Regions from separate parts of the Homo sapiens genome. Here region 2 is linked to region 1. Evidence: chromatin loops called from intact Hi-C (ENCODE). Cell type or tissue: dorsolateral prefrontal cortex. All regions are shown on one strand. Each heading gives the region's core, and the rest is flanking DNA. Links, peaks and the distances in the headings are about the cores only. Region 1 overlaps TSPAN5 (tetraspanin 5). Region 2 overlaps TSPAN5 (tetraspanin 5).

Evidence for each region. Peaks named below come from ENCODE experiments on the same cell type or tissue, not always from the same donor. Only the 100,000 strongest peaks of a DNase experiment are listed, where the experiment ranks them.
Region 2: it touches region 1 in a loop (2.6-fold over the local background); 4 of 110 quality-filtered maps call a loop at or near these places.

The regions. Positions count from the first base shown.
Region 1 is chr4:98,560,949-98,572,381 of GRCh38, reverse strand. The region is part of intron 1 of TSPAN5 (tetraspanin 5); the gene reads left to right. Among named protein-coding and RNA genes, the nearest start is that of TSPAN5, 92 kb to the left of the region's middle. In dorsolateral prefrontal cortex, for the core only: CTCF peaks have their summits at 6,032 and 7,340; a DNase peak (open chromatin) is centred at 5,751; H3K4me3 peaks cover 1,553 bases; H3K27ac peaks cover 5,000 bases.
Region 2 is chr4:98,626,648-98,638,080 of GRCh38, reverse strand. All of the region lies in intron 1 of TSPAN5 (tetraspanin 5), which reads left to right. Among named protein-coding and RNA genes, the nearest start is that of TSPAN5, 26 kb to the left of the region's middle. In dorsolateral prefrontal cortex, for the core only: no CTCF peak of the experiment used is centred there; no DNase peak of the experiment used is centred there; H3K27ac peaks cover 3,847 bases.

The sequences.
Region 1 (11,433 bases), core at 2,993-7,992:
TCTTTAATCTTCACAACTGTGTCACTGTCCAGGCTTTGTTCTCCCTGTTTGTAGATTGGTCAGGGACCCTAGAGTGCATTGTGCCTATGCTTACGGTCTTAATGTCCCTCTGCCCCAGTGTGGTGGCTCATGGCTGTAATCCCAGCACTTTTGGAGGCCAAGACCAGCGGATCACTTGAGATCAGGAGTTCGAGACTAGCCTGGAAAAAATTGTTAACGGCGAAACCCCGTCTCTACTAAAAATACAAAAATTAGCCAGGTGTGGTGGTAATCGCAGCTACTTGGGAGGCTGAGGCATGAGAATCACTTGAACCCGGGAGGCAGAGGTTGCAGTGAGCCAGGATCGCACCACTGTACTCCAGCCTGGGTGACAGAGTTGAGACTGTGTCTCTAAATAAATAAATAAATAAATAAATAAAATGTCTCTCTCATTATATTGTAATTGCCTTTTCTTGTCTCTCTCCACCACCGGACTGTAATATCATTGACAGCAGAAATTTTGGAGGTTCACTGTTATATCCACAATGTCTGGTAGTACATATTGTTACTTGTTTCTTGAACGTGTGAACAAACTAATTCACCAAAGGAAATGGTCACTGCCCTGGGTCCTTTCCTTTACAAAATCGTATGATGTAGATAGTTTGATGCCCATTTTACATACACACAGCTGAGAGGAGCAGCCGTGATTTGCATCCAGGTTTGTCAGCCTCAAGGCTAACCTTCCACCGTATGGGTAGCTCCTCACCTTTACACACACAAGTGCCCCCTTTCTGATGTCAAATTTTCCTAACCTTGCACAGTATGTGGTTTTTTTTTACTTACCTCACCCAGAATGGTATAATAAAAATGCTGTTATCAGTTTAGTAGTGCTTTTAGTTACTGTTTTTAGTCATTATACTAACATTGTAAATTTGAAAAAAAAAAAAAAAAGCCAGAACGGTTTGTGGGAGAACTTCTTGTTGGTTGCAATGCTCCAGGCTGCCTGGGGTTTGCCAGCCACCCCCCTGCAGTAACCCTGTGCACTTCCCCTTTCCCCAGACTCCCTCCTCCCCGCCAGCAGCCCCTTCTGCGCTCCCCCGTGCAGCCTGCCCTCCATGAGTGGCCACGGACTTCAGGGTCCACGCGGTTCTTCACACCGCCCTTTATGTGATGTGTGTCCCCTCCTTGGCTGTCTGGTTTTGCTTTTGTCAGTAGGGCTAGTGGCCAGCCCATCTCCATTTTGAATTTGCTGTTTTATAATAAGCCTTTGATTTGAAAGCCAGATGATCAGGGCTGCTAGAACTTGCTAGAATGAGGAAAATAGACAAGTGGTCCATTGACCTCTGAGTGAGTTACAGTAACTTTTACTACATGGATTTCTTTTTTTTTTTGAGATAGAGTCTTGCTCTGTCGCCCATATTGGAGCGTAGTGGCGCGATCTCGGCTCGCTGCAACCTCCACCTCTCAGGCACCCTGAGAGGCCCTGTTCTCAGGCCTTCTCAGGGTACTGGTAGGTGAGGCCCCAGCACGCGTTGCTCAGAGCCAGTTTGGCTCAGGTCTGTAGGAGGTGCGATGTGGACATAAGTGGGGTGGAGTATGAAAGAGGAGAGATGGCAAAATGGGAGAGCGTTTACCTGGTCAAGGGCTTAGGTCACATTAGGTTCTCAAAGGCAAATATGGCTTCATGTGGATACTTTCTTGAGTCCATCTCTCTCTGTTTCTGTTCCTCCCTCTGCCTAACCTATCCTGGCTCTAAGCTGGCTCAGACACTGCGTTTGTGTCTTTTCACGTGGCATTTTTCTTTTTTCCCTCCACCTTGCTAAGTGCTGAAATTTGCAGTCAGCATTTATATATGCCCTATAGACAAGGCACATTTCTCTAGTTTTACCTTTCTTGTCATTTGTGATCTTTTAAATTTTCAGTCAATGGAAAGTAATTGTTAATATGAATTGCAGTTTGGAAACTTTGTGCCAGATGATGAAACTGAATGAATCTGTGGTCTTTACGTAGGCAGTGCCTTACGTATGGTTTGGTTTTTGGCCCATGTACTAGATGTTTGCCTTTCTGTGGGCTGTCACAGATCTGGCATGTACCTTTATTTTTTTGGGAGTTTCTACATGTGTTGCTGCAATCTCTCAGCTAAGAGTATTTTTCAGTCCTCTTGCTATTTGTTTTTTACCACTTATAGGGTGAAAGGAAGTAAAATTAGATAGGATTTTGATGTTTGATTTAAAAATCAACATTTCCATGAATTCAAAACTTCAAGAAGATGAAAGGATAACATTGATTCTTCTGTTTAAAGAAAATTGATTTCCTTTGGCTGAAAAAGTTTTGTTCTCTCTCTCTTGGTGTTCATTATTTTAGATGTTCCCTTTGGACTCTGTGCACATCCCCATCATAGAACCTACTATATTTACTATGATAGTAAATTGACCTCTCTGCCAACACCACTGGACCATGTAAGTTCCTTGAAGGCAGGGGTCCCTAGTGACAGGCAGAGTAATATCTGGTACATTGTAGACACTCAGTAAATGTTTGTGAAATGAATAGAGTGACCAAGCAATCTAATGAATATGGTCCTATCATGGTCCCAACCAGTCATTGGACTGAGTATAGTTTTGATGGTGTCATCTCAAATGAACATATCTCAAATCACATCCAGGTTCAGCAAATTTTCTTCTCTGTCTTGCCAAGGTGGGGGCCCCACTCTGAGTCCCAGAGATAGAAACTCCAGTCATCTTTGCATTTCTTTTACTTCCTTAGTGTCTCTTGTATTTTCCTCTGTTTTTCTCCATTCCTACTGCCTCTACTCTAGTTTACACTGTTGGTCACCTTATGTCTGTAGCCTGTGAGCTAGCTTGCTGACACGAGCACCCCCAGCCATCCTGCACTCTGCCGCAGCCAGATCAGGCTGCCTCCCACATCCCTTCTAATAGGACGTCCCTGCAGATGGTCAGAGTGGGTTTTCCCAAGGAGTTCTGCAGGGCGGTGTGTTCCAGTGGACATCCTTGGTCCCCTGAGGACCAAGGCTTAGAAACTGATTTTATGAGCCTAGCCAGAGCTAATCTCTCCATCGTGTTATCCCAGTTCAGGAAGTGGATATATAAAACCAGATTGTCTGCTTACTGCCTTAAAATGAGAATAGAACTGTTTCTATTTCCATTTCATGGCCTGGGATTCTGGTGTGGGAACATCTAGTACACATTTTCTTCCTGTAGTCAGGCCTTCGTGGGAAGCCAAATCATAATCAGATGCTTACTTGGCTGGTATGGAATAAAAACAAAGAGAAGTGAAGTGTCAGATGGCATCAAGGTTAAGTCCGAGGCATCCATTTCACAGTCAGGAGGCTTGCCAGTGGGAATACCCCAAGTGAGTTGGCTTCAGCTGCCTGCATCCTTCTCCACAGTGAGGCTGACTTTGCCAGTGGGTCCTGACCCTCCAAGGCTCAGGAGGTTGCCTCAGGCCCTTTCTCACTACATATTGCTGGGAGTGGCAAGGCCATTGCTGTTCTCTTTGACTATCTGCTTTCCTCCACTTTCAAATCTGACCAAGCCCTTCTGATTGACATTCTTACCCTTAGATATAATACTTTCAATTCTTTAGGGCTTGGAGCTGTTTCTCCAGGATGATTTTGCATGTCTTGGCTTTTTAAAGTTTAACTCTAAGAGCAGTATGCTATCTTTATTTCAAAGCCTTTATATCTTCTCTCCCTCACTCACCATCTCCTTTCCTCAAAACCCTTTTAAGCCCTAACTGTTATTGGTGGGAGTCTAAATTTCTTTGCCTAGCCTCTGAGGTCCTCTGTCTGCCTCCCTGAGTGATCCAGACTTCTTTTCTTTTTTTTGTGGTGGGTTGGTGGTGGGCTGGGGGTGGGGGACTGTCGCCCAGGCTGGAGTGCAGTGGAGTGATCTCGGGTCACTGCAACCTCTGCCTTCTGGGTTCAAACGATTCTCCTGCCTCAGTCTCCCAAGTAGCTGGGACTACAGGCACGTGCCACCACGCCCAGCTAATTTTTTGTACTTTTAGTAGAGATAGGGTTTCACCTTGCTAGCCAGGATGGTCTCGATCTCCTGACCTCTTGATCCGCCTGCCTTGGCCTCCCAAAGTGCTGGGATTACAGGCGGGAACCACCGTGCCTGGCCTCCAGACTTATTTTCTACTTGTTTCCCTGTGGAATAAGAGGACTGGGTCAGAAGCCCCAGCATAAGTCATTCTGTCTGTCTGCTGGAGTTTCCTGAGCTCTAAAAACCCATCTTGCCTATCTCATAGGATTGTTGTGAGGGCCAAATACAGTGACAAGTGTTCATTTTCTCTATTGGTGCAAGATTCTGCGTAGGTGATGTGACTCCTTTTTTTTAAGCTATCATATATTGAGCCCAAGCAGTGTGCATGTATTATTTCATTTAGTCCTTTCAAGTAGATCCTGTTGTCATCCCCATTTTACAGATGAAGAAAGTGAAACTCAAAGAGGCTAGAGAAGTCTCAGGACTGATGGAGACCAGATGAGTCTGTTTAATCCCTTTAGTCTGCTCTGAACTTCCAGTACCCACGGCTATATTGGACTGAACACTCGCCTGACCAGGCCCCCCGCCCCGCCACCACCGCCAACAACTAACTGAACTCGTTTCTACTTCTCTGACCCACTGCCCTGGCCAAAGTCCTCCCTGCCTTTCCAGGCCCCTTTCAGGTTTCCTCTCTCTCCTTTTGTGTCTAGCCCTCATTGCTCACCATCATCTTCTCTGACCTCCTGTGGTACTTGAGGACATACTGGAGGCAGACCCATCTGCGATTACATCCCAACCGTGCTGTGTTGCTTTGAACAAGGCAGCCACATCTCCGAACCACTGAAAAAAGGCATAATAATGATAGCTGGATCCTGGGATTTCTGGATTCTGTAAAACCAATTGTGTAAAAGTTCTTTGTAAATGGTTAGATGTGCCTGGTTTCTTCAGTAATCAGTTATTTTTGAAATTATTTTTAATTTGTCCCATAGTAAGGAATATATTTTAATGTTGTGATGGGCACATACATTTTAATTAAGAGTTCCACAGGAACATTTTCTTCTTTTTTTGTGTGTGTTAAAAACAGTGTTTATTTTGACCCATTTAATTGATTTTGACTATCCACTGTAGGAGGCTACCCACAATTTGGAAGGAACCATCGGGCCTAGATGACAATAAACCCTTTGAGGGCAGGGAATGTATTTTGCACTTCTGCGTCCTCATAGGCCCAACAGGTTACGAGAAGATCCAGTCTGTTGATGGATTTTGTGCTGGGAGTAGGCAGGATGGAGAGACTTATTCAAATTTCAAATTATTTATTGAGTGCCCCTTTGCAAGAATTGGCCAGTTAAACCCTGGGGGGCAGCTTTGTAGCTGCACTACTCGGGAGCCTGCACCCTCTTGAAGACATCATGCCAGCGTCTCCTGCACTTGGCCGTGTAGGCTGCAGCACAGCTGTTTCTGCTACAATCAGCTCCAGTATTTGTATTCCTCCTCTTGAGGCCGAGGCTTGTTCGTTGGCCCCAGGGAATGTGTTGTGTTGGGGTTTGAATCTCCTGTCCTGCGTGCGGTGCCCCTGCCAAGGGCTGTGCACCCACCTGTCCCAGATGGGTCTTGCGTCATGTTTTCCCTGCTATGCTGGTGGTGACAGCATCCTGCTGTCTCAGAGTAAAGCTCAGCTGCATATATGCCACCCGCCCTCCTCCACAGCATCCAGGCTTCCAGTGTAAAAGCCTCTTACAACATCAGGCGGGAGAAAACAAGCCTGCCGCTTGTGGTGCCTTAGCACCAATTTGTCACCCACTTCACTCAGCCCTGGCCCCCTGCTTCTCCTCTGTATGGTATCTTTTTTTCCCATGGCTGCTCCAGCTGGGCTCTGGCCTGACACTGGAATCACATGTTTTGGCTCTAGCCTTTGGTATTATTCTCGAGGTTGTCAGCATACATCCCCACTGCCATCTTTTTCTAATGCAAAGGTCTTTTCATTAATGGATATTTTTTCCTGTGAGACTTGTTTAGGGGAGAGATGCATCCCTCATTTCCCCACCCCCACCCGCCATAAGGTTTTTACAAGCCAAGCTAGAGATTGCTTTCCAGCCACTTTCAGAAAAATGCTGGGGCTCCACTTTGTGTTTAGCACAATCAGCACACATAATTCTTGTTCTGCTTGGGCTCTGTTCAATGTCACTTGCTCCTCCTGACCCTAGAAAGAGTTGAGAATTATAAGCACGGATTATAAGGACTCATAATCTCAGTTGCCAGAGTAAGGGAAATAACGTTTTCACCGGTTCCCTGAAATAGACCTGGCGGACAGCTGTTGCCTCCCCTCCCCTTTCCTCTCATTTCCCCTGGAGATGTACTCTGCCTGTTTCTTCTCCTCGCTAAAACTAAGGAACTTTCCCTTGTGTTTTCTTTTGGCTTCTAGATTGTTCACTTGGCTTTTTATCTAAGCTTGTATTAAATTGCTTCATGATCTGTGCCTGCAGAGGCTTTGGCATAACATGGCTCACAGAGAAGTGTTGTTTGTTGTGGTTGGACCACTTTGTTGCAGCAGCATCTGTTCTTGTCTGAATGGGGCATGCAGGTGAAGCATGTACTCTAGGCCACTGAAAAAGGAGGGAACACAGGCACCTGGACTGACCATTGGCAGCTGTGATCTACTTATGTGACTCTCAGACAGCCTCTCAGCTGCTTGTGATAAAGGCTACAAAATTCCAGGCAGCTTTTTGGTCCCCATAACAAGTATATATAACTCCTACTTTAAGCAGTCCAAATTTAATACAGAGCAATGGGATGAGATGTATGTAGGTGGTGTCACATCCACAAGAATATCTTTAATCATTATTCTTTTCAGCAATTCAGTTTCAAGAGGAATAAGTGAATTTAGGAAATTTGTATATGGGAAAACATTGTCAATCAGTAAATGCGTGGTCTACTGTGTATATTTTCTCCTCAGTTCTTTAAGGCCCCCAAAATGGGATGAAAATTTGCTCAAAAGCTCTCATGCAAAATTATAAGAATATGGAGATATATTAGGAAATGGACAGATAAATATGCTTTCAAGAATCTTATTAAAGTGCTCAACAGTTATATGAAACATGCAAGTATAAGTTGAAAATTTAACTGACATGTGGACATTGAATGTTTCTGTGATTTTAATGAAAAAAAATTCAAGGAACAAGGGGGAAAAACACCAACCGTCAAAAGGAAAAATGCCCTCTATCTACTCATGCAAATAGTCCCCTTGTTCATAGCAGTCACAAAGGATATGACGAGCCATATTGTGCAGGATCCAAGGTTCATGAGAAGTAGGTTTGTAGGTGGCAGGTAGTGGGAAAGTGATTTATGTCCCATGAAAACCCATTCAGCTGTTGTAGCACTTCCAGGGCCTGTGACGTGTGAGGGAGCCATTGTCTTAACACTCAGGGTGAGGACAAAAAGGCTTCAGTTGCTGAAAGGTGCTGGTTTGAGATGGTGATATCCTGTCTCTTTTTCCAGCAGAAGCAGGAACATGATGTCTAGGGTTTTTAAAAGAAAAAGCTTTTGTTCTTTTTTATTTAGTGACAGTAGAAATTAAAGTAGGGCCTTAAAAATTAGAAACACACGTGAACCCCAGGGGGCGAAGCCTGCAGTGAGCCGAGATCATGCCACTGCACTCCAGCCTGGGTGACAGCAAGACTCCATCTCAAAAAAGAAAAAAAAAAAAAAATTTAGAAACACAGTCAATTTTAATGTCAAGACCCAAGCCTCAGCAGTTAAATCGGATGCCTCCTTAAAAAATGTGTGAAAGTTATTTACCCTCATTTCAATTTGGGGCAACAAATGAATGGCTACTTAGGTTAGGTGTGGGAAGCATTAATTAATAATGGGATAAAAGGACTCAGTGAGATTAACTTAGATCACCTATATTTAGCTTCTGATTTTACTTCATTCTGTTTGCTTCTTTCATTAATCTAAATTAACTGCCAGAATTGCATTTATTAGTATGTAGGAGAACAATAATCAAGAAGTGTTTTTATTTATATTCGTAGGAGGCTATGTTGTTATTCATGTGATTCTTAGAAAATAATGGATTTTACACAGGAAAAGATGTTTATACTTTTCAAAGATCTTACTCATTTGGGGTAAGAATTTGATAGAAATGCTAGGATTTGGTGTATAGAAAAGCATGTAAACTGTATGTATCATTTAGGTTTCTAATGCCTGTTATTGGCTTTCATGTAATTTGGATTGGGAGTCTAGAAGGAAGGCAGTGATAACAGGAGGGGCTGGGGAAAAGTGAAATTGTTGCCCATTTCTTCAATATAGTGTGATAACTGTCTCCCATTTAATTTTGTCTCATCACACGTTTTTTGTGTGTGTGTCTGCTTTTTGCCAAAAAGTACTTACTGGTTCTAGGCCTCAAGGAGCTTATGATTTAGCACAGATTTTCTCAGCCTCAGCACTGTTGACGTAGTGGGCCAGGTAATTCTTTGTGGTGGGGACTGTCTTGTATATTATAGAACATCTAGAGACTTCCCCAACCTCTACCCACTAGATGCCAGTGCACCCTTCCCCAATAGGGTGACAACCAAGATGTCTCCAGATGTTATCGAATGTCCTCTCAGGGAGGCCCAGAATTGCCTCCATTTTGGAACCACTGGTTTGACACAGCACGTCTTGCTATAGAAACTCACTAGCATTCTTTGCCATTACAGCTGTTCAGTTACTTATGCTTATTTCTAGTTTTGGAAAAGCCATTTGAAAATGCCCTGAAGTGATTTTTATTCCATTCTCATAATTCTTGAAAAGTGTGTGGAAAGCTAGAGGAGAACTGTTAACTGTGTCTGTGTGCATGTGTATGTGTAGGGGTGTTTTCATCATTGTCATCGTTATTTTATGAAGAAAATGGAGGCCTCAAATGTATGAGCCAAAGGACAAACACTGAGATGTCCATGAGAAAGCAGGGCGAGGACTGCTTTCAGGAAGTTCCTGATATTTCCTGTATTAACACAATCTGTTAAGACCCTGAAAGCTTAGGGCTTAATAAAATCGTTGAGATCTTAAATGTAGAGGATGTAAGATTTTTTATAGATCAGCTTTAAAATGAAGCCTAGGCAAAAATGAAGTAGATTTGCCCCTCTTCACCCTCACCTGCCTTCTCCCGGTTTCTTCTCTTTCCCTCCTCTCATCTCTGCTTGCTCTGGCAGTTCCTTTAACAAACATATTGTTATGTGATGACTTTGATGAATTACAAACAGGTACCTCTCTTTCAAGATACATTATATTCATCTACCAAAAAATGGTCGTAATAGCTGTACAAAGCTGCAGTGACCCACGGTAACTGGAGCCCCAGGAGTTGTGCAGTGCACAGCTTGCACAGCAGTAAGTGGTGGCTATGTTTGGGCAGTTTCATTCCCTCCCATGACATTAGCTTTCACCTGAATGCTGTTCTGTTTTTGACCCTAGACCAAACCTTTTCTGGGAACATCATGCCTATGTAAGCTACCTTTTGGACACATTCTTCCTAGAATACTCTAAAGCATCCCAAGTGTAACATATGCAAAATTGAATTACTGTTTTCCCCAAGCCTGGTTTTTCTTAAATTTAGGAGTCGTCTTAGTCTCTCTTTTTATATACTTATATACACACACTATACACATACACATGTATGTATCACAAGCCTTCTCAGTCCTCCCCGTATAGTTCTTAAATCCTGTTTTTTTGTTTTGTTTTGTTTTGTTTTGTTTTGTTTTGTTTTTTGAGACAGAGTCTCGCTGTGTTGCCAGGCTGGAGTGCAGTGGCGCGATCTCGGCTCTCTGCAACCTCCACCTCCCAGGTTCAGGCAGTTCTCCTGCCTCAGCCTCCTGAGTAGCTGGGACTACAGGCATGCCCCACCACGCCCAACTAATTTTTGTATTTTTAGTAGAGATGGGGTTTCACCATGTTGTACAGGATGGTCTTGATCTCCTGACCTTGTGATCCGCCTGCCTTGGCCTCCCAAAGTGCTGGGATTACAGGTGTGAGCCACCGCACCCGGCCTGTGATTTTCTTTCTACCCCTGCTTTCCTCCTGTTGTCTTATTTCAGTTTTCATCTCCTCTCTCCTGAGGCCTGGGCCATTGCAGTCATCTACTACCTGCTTTTCCTGTCCAGGTATCACACCCCTTCAAGCATGTTTCAACTAGAATGCTCTTGTAAAACACAAATCTGGCCTTACTGTTTCCCATCAGAGCTCTTTGAATTCCTTCTGTTATGCCATAGTTTATGCCTCCTTTATAGCCTTATTTATAACCTCATCCCCTCCCCTCAAATGTCTAGGCATTCAAAATCTGCAAAGTGCAGGGCCTGTTCTAGGCACTGGAGACTCAGCAGTGAATAAAACAAAGTCATTGCCATCATGGAGCCTACTTTTGAGGGGGCTGGACTATTCGCAGTTCTGTGAGCTGCCATGCTGTTTCGTACCTTTGCTGGAATGTGCCTGCCCACAGCTAATCTTCCTGGACAGTGTCTGCTGGAATTTCAGGACGCAGCGACGGTGTAGTGACCCCACTAGCATTACCACTCTTCTTTTTATGTCTTCCTTGTGTTGTGTGCTTCAAGCTTCCTCTTCACCAGGGCCTGGCCTTACCAGGCTTTGTGTTTCCAGCACCTATAGTAGTGCTCAGCGCATAACAGATGCTTCTAAATGTTTATTGAATGAAAAGCACACAAGCATGGAAACACTTTGGGATCCGTGTCCCTCAAATGTGTCATGTATTTTCTTCCTTTCTTTGCTTATACGCTTTCCACTGCCAAGAATATCCACCCCAACCATCCTACCAGGCCCTTATAAGCCACTTGCCCCATTCTTTAAAGTGTCGCTGTCATAAACCCCTGCTGAACCCTTGCCTCAATTACTTATTGACCTACTTGCTTTTTTCATGCTTTCAGTAGCATTTATTCAATAAATACTGAATATCTACCATTTTCCAGGATTTGTGCCAGGTCCTAGGGATATGACAATGGAAAAAGATCTGCTAATATTGTATTTTTAGTAGAGACAAGGTTTCTCCATGTTGGGTCAGGCTGGTCTTGAACTCCCGACCTCAGGTGATCCGCCCACCTTGGCCTCCCAAAGTGCTGGGATTATAGGCGTGAGCCTGGATGACTGTCCTTTTTGCAGTGATGTATAGGCCCAGGCCCTTTCCACGTTATGGCTCTGCTAGCCCCATTGTGTTCCGTTTTATGTGAAAGGGTAAAGAAGAGAGCATGGAGTGGATATATTTGTTTCTTAAAGCCTTGCCTCAGAAGTGACACCTACCACTTCTCTCACAGTCCATTGGTAAAGACAAGTCACAAAGCCACTCAAACTGCAAGGGCAGCTGAGACATGTGGTCTAGCTGGGTGACCAGAAAGACAAAATGGAGTTTTGGTAGACAGCTACCAAACTCGGCCACATACCTCATTATACTAGCTGCAAACTGTGTTATCGT
Region 2 (11,433 bases), core at 2,905-7,904, 66 kb before region 1:
AGACATCTGGCCCTGAAATAAGAAGAGACAGGTGGGAAAGTCCAGGCCAAGACCGTGGAGCAGAGTTAAGAAGGAGCAGGAAGAGCCGATCTCAGAAACAGGCTGGCTCTGTTGAAATTGGACTGAGGCAGATAATTTCTTTCTTTCTTTTTCTTTTCACCTTTCAGCACTGTTGGACATGAAGGAAAGATAATTTCTAAGTTTACTTTTTGATATTTATAGATAAAATGCTTTCAAGCAGTTAACCAGCCTATTGGAGAGTGACACTTAGATCATCTTGAAGTTGGTTTGGGCGATTTAGAGAAACATTTATAATTAAGTTATGCAGTTAATGAAAGCCAAGTGGGGACATTTGTTCAGAACAATTGTTTTTGTACCTTTTCTTTGTGATAGAGCTGTAAAAGTGTATTTACTTGTAAACTGCAACAAGTTTTTGCTCCTTCCCCCATCAAAAGAATAATATATCTATATAATAATTAGGCCTGAAATTAAGATTCTAGATTTAAAGAGGACTCCCAGGGCTCAAATATAGGAGATAAGATGTTGAAACACCACTCCTGTTGTTTGCAAAATGAATATTAATGACATTTAGTCAAAACCAAATTCTAAATATTTAATAATATGTGAAAATTATTAACTGCCTGTGGTCATCAGTTGAGACCCATAGTTACTGCTGGAATCCAGGGATACAGGGATTAAAAAAATAATGGATCAGAAAGTAGATGTTAATGGGGAAGTATCTGTGGGAGAGTGACCTCTTATCCCTGAGGGCCGCCATGTACAGCTACACAGGAGGCGAACTGCACAATTCCCTGGAATGTGCGTGATGCTCCCTGGAGTTGTGCAGTGTGGCAGTGCTGTGTGCATCAAGGGCAGGAGCAACGGCAGTCCTTCAAAGGCTTAAGTAAGTGGCATAGAAAGTGGACAGTCCTTTTAAGTTGCATGGCTTCAGACACTTCTGTTAGTGTGATAACTACTGCCTGTGCCTCTCACTCTTTGAAGAGGAACTTGCTGGTGATGGGGCTTCTCATGGGGAAGCTGGGAAGCTCCCTACCAAGGGGGAGGGTTCCTAAGCCTGACAAGGACTGCTCATCAGGTGCTTTGGTATCCTGTAGACTGGGCTAAGAAACCTCACACCAGGGTCCACTCTCCAGCTGGTCTCCACTGGGCCTAGGGAGACCAAAAGACCTGCAGTTGCTGAACCTCTCTTATTGTACCTGTGAAGCCAAGTAAACCATTTGTTCACTTATGTTAAAGAATAAGCTTGATCATTCATGTTCAAAATAGTTAACTCTTTTTTGTGAATTAATAGTCTGGCTATAATTACATTTGACATTTCAGTCCAGTATATTTGTCATCCAGATGAAGAAGCTGCCAGCCGCATTTTTTTCCAGCAGTTTTACTTGACTTTCTTTTAATTTTATGTACAAGGTGTTATTTAAGTGCACAGATTAATAGAGATAATATTTATATGTAAAATTATTTTTATTGCATACCTCTATGAGTAATTTCTCACTTGCATTGTTATAATACCTCCCATCCTTCCCTAAAGCGCCACTCTCCCCACTCTACTGCAGGAGATTTCTCTAGCAGCAATTCTGATTATGTCATACTCCCCTGCTTTAAATAGCTAAATATTCTTAATTTGGAAAAGATTAAAGCTAGGCACCATTATAGGAACCTTGCCTACTTGTCACCTCTCATATTTTCTCATCCATATTCTGTTCCACAGTCTTACCTGCATGGAGCAAAGGTGTAGGGCATATTTGATGTCCATTATAAAATATTCAGGCTCCCTCAGTTCAAGGGTCCTCCACTGTAAAGCAGTCCACTATGTATGCAGGTGTCAGTCCTTTTTCCACCACCTTGTGGGAATTGGGACTTGGAGAACTGCCACATTATGCCCTTATTTACATTTCTTGACTCTGTAGCTTTGCGCTTACCTCTGCTTTAAATGATATTTCTGCCATTTCTGTCTACCTTCCATCAAAGGTATGGTGTCTACCTTTACAATAAGATTGTAAAGAATAAAGAGGTAATGAGTACAAAGCACTTAGCTCAGGGCTTGATTAGCTGCTGCTGCTATTATTGTTACTCTTGCAAAATTGGTTCCAGAATTATACCCTTTGGGTGCTCTTTCCTAAACTTCTTCTATCCCTACCCTATTATTTAGGGAGACCCTATTTAGCAGTTCAGTCTTTATATATTCCTTATAGCTCTTTGTTGGCAATATTTTTAAATCATAAAGAATACCTAAATCTATAATGATACTAAAAAGAGTATTTGTCTAATTTTCTTCTGGCCAGGTGGATGGCATCTATGAAGAGGGGGCTGTGGAACGCTCTCAGCCAAAGAGTGCTAGTCTGGCATGTTGTGCTTTTTCAGTTTGAATGGCTCTGGGCAATCTGTTTTGCTGTAGTCTCTTTTTTTCCCCCGTTCAGCACCTTATTTTCCACCTGATGGTCTTTGATTCACAGCAAATTGTTTGTCTTCTAAAGGATAAATCGAAGGTGGGTTTAAATGGTTCAAATACAAGCTGGCTATTAAACTGTGAGTTTTACAAGCTGTCATGTCATATGGGCTGAGTTCTATCTAGCTAGATCCACCATTGGAACTATTCTAAGCCATGGTGAAAAGATAAAAGACATCAGCCAATAAATCCCTTCCTCATGTAGGGGATTCATTGTTGGGATAGTACCTCCACAGGGTGTACTATCAGGCCCAGGCTTGTCACCATGACCTCTTTGGTGCTAAGTCAGTTAGAGGACCCATTTCTCACTGGTCTTTGAGTTCCCCATGGGATAGGACCTTAAGGGGGTTTTATCCCAAGCTTTGCCAGGGCCTGGCTTCTGGAAGGCATTCCATAAATTGTTTTGAATGCATGAATGACTAAATAAGAAAATGTGAGAGTGCTTCGTTAACTGTAAAATTAGCTAAATGTCAACTAATATTTTTTCCCTTCTGTGATGTGGAAAGATATGCAGGTGCAGGAGCAGGCAGCTGATGGTGGAGACTGGGGCGAATGGAAAGTGCCTGTTATAAATGGCAGCCTCCTTACCTGTGCTTCTGTCCAGCTCTCTTGCCTCTCACCCTGAAAGGCTGTGGTCTGTCAAATCACTCACAGGTCTGTCTGTGGAGAAGTCCTAAGTAGTATAGGGTCCCCACTTCTGTGATCCATTTCAGTTCCAACCCAAAGGACTTTCCAAAGAATGGACATCTTTTGTCTCTTCTCCCACTCTGTCCAGTTGGGTTTATAATCCCTTTCATTATCTTCTCCTCATTCTCCCCACTCTGTTCTGGTCTTCATCTGTAGAAATTTATCTGTCACCATTTTGGGTGCTCAGGATGCTATCGTTTCTCAGATCCTTCCTTCGTGTTTCATGGATACCTCCTGGAACCCTTTTTTCAGTGAGCTGGGAATATGTCTTTCAAGAAAAGGAGGTGGTATATATTATAAAAAATTTAATTTGGGACAAAGCATCTGACAAAGCGTTTTTCCCTCCTTATGTGTGGACTTACAGCAAGTGTTTTATAATAGCATGCAAAGTAAACCACATTTGATGGGTTTTATTGAAAATAATACATTTACCCCAAAAGGGGAAAAAGTACATTTTTGTGCATGTCAATTGACAGTATTTGAAATGGAAATTTTTCTAGAAAATTTGGGAGGTAACAGTCTCAGGAAAGGAAACTTTATATGCTATAATCCAGACATTGGTCACAGAGAGATTTCCTTTGGTGGCTTAGGTAGGGCAAGGCAAAAGGCCCCTTGTACCCATCTGCTGTAGAGATAGCATATGGAAGAGCCCTGCCACTCCCTGCCAGTCAAGCCCTTGTGATAAATCTTGATACTCCCATGTATATTTGCCTGCTTGTGCTGCCAAGGCCACTGAAAAAGGTCAGTGCTTTGTGAAATGGAGAGTATGATATAAACATAGAAGTTGTTAGTAATTTTTATTGTGATTGATCACTTTTTTTTTCTTTTCTTTCCTTTTTTTTTTGAGACAGAGTTTCGCTCTTGTTGCCCAGGCTGGAGTGCAGTGGTGCCATCTCCACTCACCGCAACCTCTGCCTCCCGGGTTCAAGCGATTCTCCTGCCTCATCTTCCTGAGTAGCTGGGATTACAGGCGTGTGCCACCACGCCTGGCTAATTTTGTATTTTTAGTAGAGACGAGGTTTCTCCATGTTGGTCAGGCTGGTCTTGAACTCCCGACCTCAGGTGATCCTCCCGTCTCGGCCTCCCAAACTGCTGGTATTACAGGCGTCAGCCATCGTGCCCGGCCGTGATTGATCACTTTTAAGTACATGAGAATTCTTGGCATGACATACAAAAGAGGATGGGCAGAGTTCCTTTTCCTGTCTGTGATATATTTCATGACGATCCAGTCTTTGCGGGCAGTGGTTCAGGGTAGTGCAGCCATTGTAACCTAAACCATTCCTGTGTGTTTATTTATCAGATTTTCTCAAAGGGTGAGTGCTGATCATTTTAAATTCTGTTTAAAAATAAAATTGTTCATCGAAGTGATGAAATAAATAGGGGTCAGATATGATTTTAGAGATTTCGAATCCTGAAGAGGGTTTGAGATTTGAATACCATCTCTGTACACTCAAGGCAAACTTCCTGTATCACTCAGGACTCATAACTTCATCTGCAATTTTATTATTGGGTGACATAACTGAACAGGTCGCTGCAAACACTGAGAATTATTGAGTTGTTTAGGTGAGTCTCTCTTGTTTAAACTGTTGAAAGGTTCATTGATTTGTGGGTGAGGGAAAACTGTTGTAGCGTAGTTTTAGTGTTTGCATTTCATTTTAACATTACCTTGCAAGGGATTTTTCATGCTGTACTAAGGAGATTACAAGGCCACCCTAAGGCATTTTAGGGTTATATAAGGAACTGGCTTTGCTGTTTTATGTACTGGCCCTTTTATTTTCTGGCTAAGCCAGAATCTTGGTAACCCTCTCACCTATCACCTTTGGGTATTACCTTTTCAGCTCTCCCTTTGCCCTCATGAGTCCAACCAGTGCCCTGGTCTGAGCCTCCATCCTCCCAACTGCCCTGGCTTCCTGCTGTCTGCCTTCCGTGTTCCTGCCTACGGTTCATGCTTTGCCCTGGACCTCAGTGGTCCTTCATGTCTGTCTGATCACGACACCTCATGCTATGAGTGACCTCCACAGCTTCTGCTGCTTTTGGTGCAGCATCAAATCCTCCCGGTCTGTGCTTTCTCCTTCAGGGCCCACCTGCAGCCTTATTCCCTTCTCCTCTTCCTTCTCTTCCACTCCAGTCCTCCTCCCCATCCCCAGTCAAGTTAACCCTTGGAATATTCTGTCATACCACCCAGGACTTTTCCTTCAGAGCATACATCATAATTAGGTGAGGTCATTATTGCATATTTGGGTGATTATTTGATTGTCTGTATCTTGCGCTAGGCAGTCAACTTCCAGAGGGAAGTGGCTGTCCTTTTAATGCAGCATTGATGGTAGCACCCACACTCAGGGCAGGGTTTTCGAAGTGCTCCATAGGTCCTGGTTTTCCGTGACAGTGCTGGTATACCCCTGAAGTCCCCATGTAATTTATTAATAGTGTCCCCTTTCACTTTCAAAGTTACTCTCATTTTGAATGACAGCATATATGATGATCCCTTCTAAAGCCCAGTGATATGTAGTCATTCAGGTAAAAGGTTTTATTGTCAGGCTCCCAGAGTGGGAGAGCCTGGTTCCAGGGTCGGGGGGTCAGAGGGGAGCTGTTGCTGAATTTTGATTCTGGCTGAAGATAATTTATCTTCTTGAAACTCTGGCAGCATATACAGATGTGCCTGTTGTTAACATTTTAAGAGGTAAGAACACTCTCTGTGCACCTGGGATTTTGGAATATGATAGTGGGAGGCACCAAGACTGTTACAGAAATGGAAAATGAACACAGGGTGGCAGAGGGTAGGTACTTCTGCCAGTCAGAGGCAGACAGACTTTCAACTGGAAGGGGTCAAGGACACTATTGCATTGTGTTTGGCCAAACAAACAAAATGCATTCTAGGGGAGAGCTGGTTTTAGTCGTGTGTTTAGCGGGGGCTCAGTGAGAGGCACACAGATGATCTGTGCATCCATTTCTCTACTGATGTAAAGACTCAAAGAAGGTAGTGTGCACGGTGCCAGGGGAATCTTGTTGAATTACTAACAGTGAAAAACTAAAAAGTGGCCTAAGATCTTGGTTTCTAAGGCCTATTATGGCCGAGTCCCCAGAGACAAAGTTTCCTCCTGTCTGACTTGGAGCAGATGCTCGTCTGCCTCAGGAAAGGCTCTGAAGAATCCAGGAGAACATGCTTTGCAAGGCACTTTCAAATTGCTGGGTCCCTTCAGGGGAAAAGGGGTTTTTATGACACCACTAGTCTGAAGATAATTTTTATCAGATCCTATAGCCTGAGGTCTTAAAACAGAACAACACTAAAGAGCCCCTCTCAGGCCTGGCTTCCTAGCAGCAGTTGGATGGGACCTTGAAGTGGTGGCTCCCTTCATGTTGGCCCTGCAGGGTCAGGCATCTAAGACTCGTGGAGGCCCAGGCAGTCTGGAGGGATACCAGATGACATAGCAAATGCCAAAAAAAAAAGATCGAGTGCTATGTTTGCCTGTGTGTGGGTGTGTTTGTTTCACAGGTACAGGTGCACCCACCCGGAGTCAGGGATGGAACATGTGCAGTGAAGGCTATATGCTTCCCAGATATTGGGGTGAACTTGATGAGAGTCTGGTGGTGGACTCAGGGACCTGGAATTGTCTTCCTCACTTTCTTGCCACTTCTCAGTGTGAATGTTGTCTGTAGGGGGTGCTCTCCTTGCTTGCCGTGGGTCTCAGAGCTACCAGAGCATTAGAATGTAGGAGATGCGCAGGCCTTGTGGACGTTTTGCCAGTCGAGCGATTCAGCAAAGTAATTGCAAGGTTTCTCTAATTGTTAAATATCTACAACAGGCTGAATTTGGATTGGCTGAAAAGAAAGGTGAAATGAGGTCATCAGAATTACATGATTTTTTTCAAGTTCTGGCATCTTGTGTTCTTTGCCAAGCAGAAATATTCCAGTAGAACTGTGATAATGCCTTTCATCTATCTGCTGAGCCTTCCAGATGGCAGTTTCTCAGCCAGTGAGCAAAAGAAAGGGTGTTGAGATTTATGAGTAAGTTGATTCCCTTCGTTTGTACTTCCCAGTGAACTCTCATTCGCTATTTGTGCTAAGCACCAGTGGCAAGTTATCCTCACATCTTTAGCTCTGCAGGGCCCTTAAGCCAGTAGGCCTTACTTCAAGGGGAGGAGGGCTTCAAATTCAGAGTAATAAATAGCTGTCTAAATAGAGCCCTTCACATACTTTCTCAGAGAACTTTTTGTGATCTAAGTGGACTTAAGTTTCTTGAGGACAGGGGCACTCCTTTCTCCTGGGTAGCACCAATGCACAGGAAGCTTGGCGTTGGATTCCGTGGGCCCCTCCCTTTCTAGTTATGTGCACAGTCTCCCGGGTTGAGAGAATCCCTCCCTTTGCTAAGTCATCTTCATTCAATCCAGGGATGTTTAGGGAATATGCGTGCCTCGGATGACAATACAAGATGGATTAAGGTGATTCTTGTGCTTTGAGAGCTCTCAGTCCAATGGAGGAAAAACATATAAATAAATACACACATAAACGAGAAGTGGTGTATAAGTCTAAAGATCAGGTAATGAGGGAATGTTTTAGAGGAGGTGGTGCTGCTGTATGTATTGGAGGCGGGTAGGGATTTGCTGAGCAGAACATGTGCCATGTTGTTTTCTCCATCAGGCCTCATGGCTGGAACAGCTGCAGTGCTTTTCGTTTGGTGCCTCCTCTGCTTTGCCTTTGTCCTGTTCTTGTTCACTTTGAGCACCCTTGCAGCCTACCCTGGGCATAACCCTCCAGGAACTCTGATGCTGTTTAGTAGATACTCAGAGGTTACCACTTAATCCTTGTTGGTTAGTTTTGTTCCCCAACTCGAGCGTGAATTCAGGACAGGGCCCATCTCTGACCACACCAAATGCAGTCAGTGCATATGTTAAGATTTAGGGAAAGCGTTTGGGTTGGTTAGTCGAGTATTTTCATAGATTATTATTACCTGGTTATGTAAGTATGACAAGACAGTTTAACAATGACACAAATATAAGCAGAGGATCTGATTAAAAATACTTTTTTTTGAAAGGGAAGCATAAGTTTGTGGTCAGCAGCAAATAACCCATTTGATCTTCATTCATTTATTCTTCCATTTATTCACTCACTAACAGTCTGTACCTTTGTGAATAGCAACAGTCTTTTTCTTCATTGGTGTTTTTTGAATGCTGGGTTTTTACTGCCCTGGGGATTTTCTTTAAACCTGATAGTTGTTTTGATAAATCATCTGGATACCAGCTTTGAGCTAATTCTTTTCTATTAAGTACCTCTTAGAGTGGCTGACCATAAACCATTTGAGAAATCACTACATTTTATTAATGACTTTTGAGATTTAGCAGCAACTTAAATTAATAATACTGGAGTGTGCTTTGGATAAAAGACCAGGAGACTGCTTCATTCTGCAAACCAGAGCAGAGATGAGAATGTTTGCATTAGGAGAACGTAATTTATCAGCATTTTAGGCTAGTGTGTCGATTGATACAAGGTTGGGCAATAGTGGTAGGCAGTGTTATAAGTGCTGTTTGTATGTATCAGCTCATTTAATCCTCCCAGTAACCCTTTAAGATGTCTGCACTATTATTTTTCACATTATTCTGATGAGGACATCGAGGCACAGAGGGGTTGTGTGACTTGCCTGCAATCTTGGTTGTGTGCTCAGAAATAGTCTTTTTGAGACTGAAGATATTCTGGTTATGTGTAATACACAGTACAACTCAAAGACTGTGAAATAGTTCATAGACAAATTATCCATTCTTTGCCACTTTAGAGTAATTATGCTTATTGTTTCTGTTTCAGGATAATATGTGTGTGTTTATAAGCATTTTTTCCTTTTTATTTAATTGCAGTAACATATACATAAATAACTATGATGGCTAGTTTTGAACTCATTTAAAAACAAGTAAATTTATGCTTTGATAAGCTAAGGTACATTCAAAGCATTCCCATTTCCAAAGCAAAGTGTTTTCAGTTAAAGATTATAGATGTTGCCTTTTGCCAGGGATGCTTGTGAGAATGTCATTTAGAGAAATCTTAAAGTAATTTATCCATAATATTAACTTAGCATGCCTTCTCTCTGCAATGTACAATGTATCATAGGACAATGTATGATACAGCTCAGTTTTGATATATCAGCAAGTTGAGTAGTAATTTTTGTTTGTTTGTTTTAGTTGTTTTAAAAGCTGGTGTTGCAGATTCCTATGCTTAGAAGGACCAGGCAGAAAATAAGCCATTAAGGGTGCTGGGAATGCAATAGGGAGTGATGGGGAGTGTGGTAAAGGGGTCAGCAATGCTTCTGCCATGCCTATCAGGGAGCTGGTTTCCATTAGCTGTTGGTTGACCCAGGAATCTGTACCTGTGTTGCCAGATCTAACCATTTTCCAGGAGAGGCTGGAACTTCATATTTAAAAAATGAGAATTTGTCAACTTTAATAATTTGGAAGAAAATTCAAATTAAACCAATACCAGGCAGTGTGGTGTACCCCACATTACAGAGGAAAGTAGGGGACTTGGGAGGTACATGAGTCAATCTATAGATGCTCCTGTTGTCATGTTAAACTTGTGCTTGCTTTCAGTTGCTGTTAACATTTTGGGTCCACTGTATCTAGACATGTCCTTCAAAAGTTGCATGTAAGTTAATTTTTTTTTCTGTATTTAAAAAATGGCCCCACAAACACTAGTCTAGATGTTGAAAAAAACCCTTATACCTTATTATGGAGACTTCTGATGAGTCCTTTTGTACAGTGAACAATCACTTGCTGTATTTACGTTTGTACTTTTGTGTTTAAAATGGGGAATGGTGTTAGATATTGCATACTGCTTGAGTTAAGGAGGTCGTTAACCAGGAATGCTTTGGATTACTCAGATTATTATTGCACTGGTGTTTGTTGTAATGGAATTTGACCTGTCAGGGGAGCTGTAGATGTTTGGATGAGTGTTCAGTCCTTAATACTGTTATCTAAATTCTAGGCATGTTGCCTGTAACTTCCAGTTTCAAAAAATCTATGTCAATCTGTTCTTTTATAACCTAGTGCTGTTGTTTTTTTCCCTCTTGTTTTATATTTAATCATTCTCTTTGGCTCACAACAGCAGTCCAGTCCAAAGATTTACTTTTTCTATTTTCAACCCCATCATTATTTTTGTGTAAAAAGTATGTTTTGAGTTACAGCAATTCATGGAGATCAAGCTTCTACTCTGTAGGGAGAAGAGAGATGTCATTTACTACAGAGTTTATACACACAAATGTTCTGCTGCATGCTGTGTTCCCACTGAAATCCAGGGGGTTTATTTGCATTTATACTTAAAGAAGAATGACCGTATTTGGCTGACTCTAAGCCAAGATGATACAGGCCCAAAGTTTTTCATGGAGGAATGGGGGAGTAAGGGAAATAGGAACATTTGGAAGAAATAGTTGTTGTTTTTCCCTGTTTTATTCAGTGGGCATTTTATTCACAGATCATTTGATGCATTGCATTTACTCGTGTTATTCTGGTTCCTTTTGTGTTTTTTTTTTCCTTTTGAAACAACTTCACACTTACAGGAAAATGGCAAAAATACTAAAATAAGAACTCCTATAAACCTTCACTGATAAAATCCCTTCAGTTTTCTCCAGTTATCCCAGTAACGTCCTTTATAGCAAAAGGATCCGGTTCAGGATCACTCATACCCAGCTGTCATATCTTTCCAGTCTCCTTCATTCTAGAAGCATTCTTCATTCTTCCTTCATCTTTCATGACACTGACACTTTTAATTACAGGCCAGCTGATGTGTAGAATGTCCTTCCTTTTCTTAGGAGATGTTTTCTGTCCTTCCTTGAAAACCCCACTAGTGTTACCTGCCACGAGGAGAGCTAGGCGCTCTGCCCCCTACCCCAAGCTGGTTGCTCTCTCTTACAATGCTTCATTAATCAAGTACCCTTTTTTGGAGCATTGATGATATTCATTCATCCTTTTAGCCAGTAAATATTTTTTGATGTCTATTACGTGCCAAATGGGATACATTTAAGAACAAAGCAGACCAAAAAAAAAAAAAAAAAAAAAACCTGCTCTCATGAAGCTTACATTTTAGTGGAGGGTAACAGATAACCAACAAGAAAAAATAAGTAAAACAGCAAGTACATTAGATCATTAGATAGTGATAAACGCTAAAGAGGATCGAATCAGGCAGGAAAAGGGATGGGCAGGTTCTTGATAAAGTGGCCAGGGAAGGCCTCCCACACTAGTGATTGTGGAGCAGGAACCCCAAGGAAGGGAAGGAACAGGCTGTGGGGCTAGCTGCAG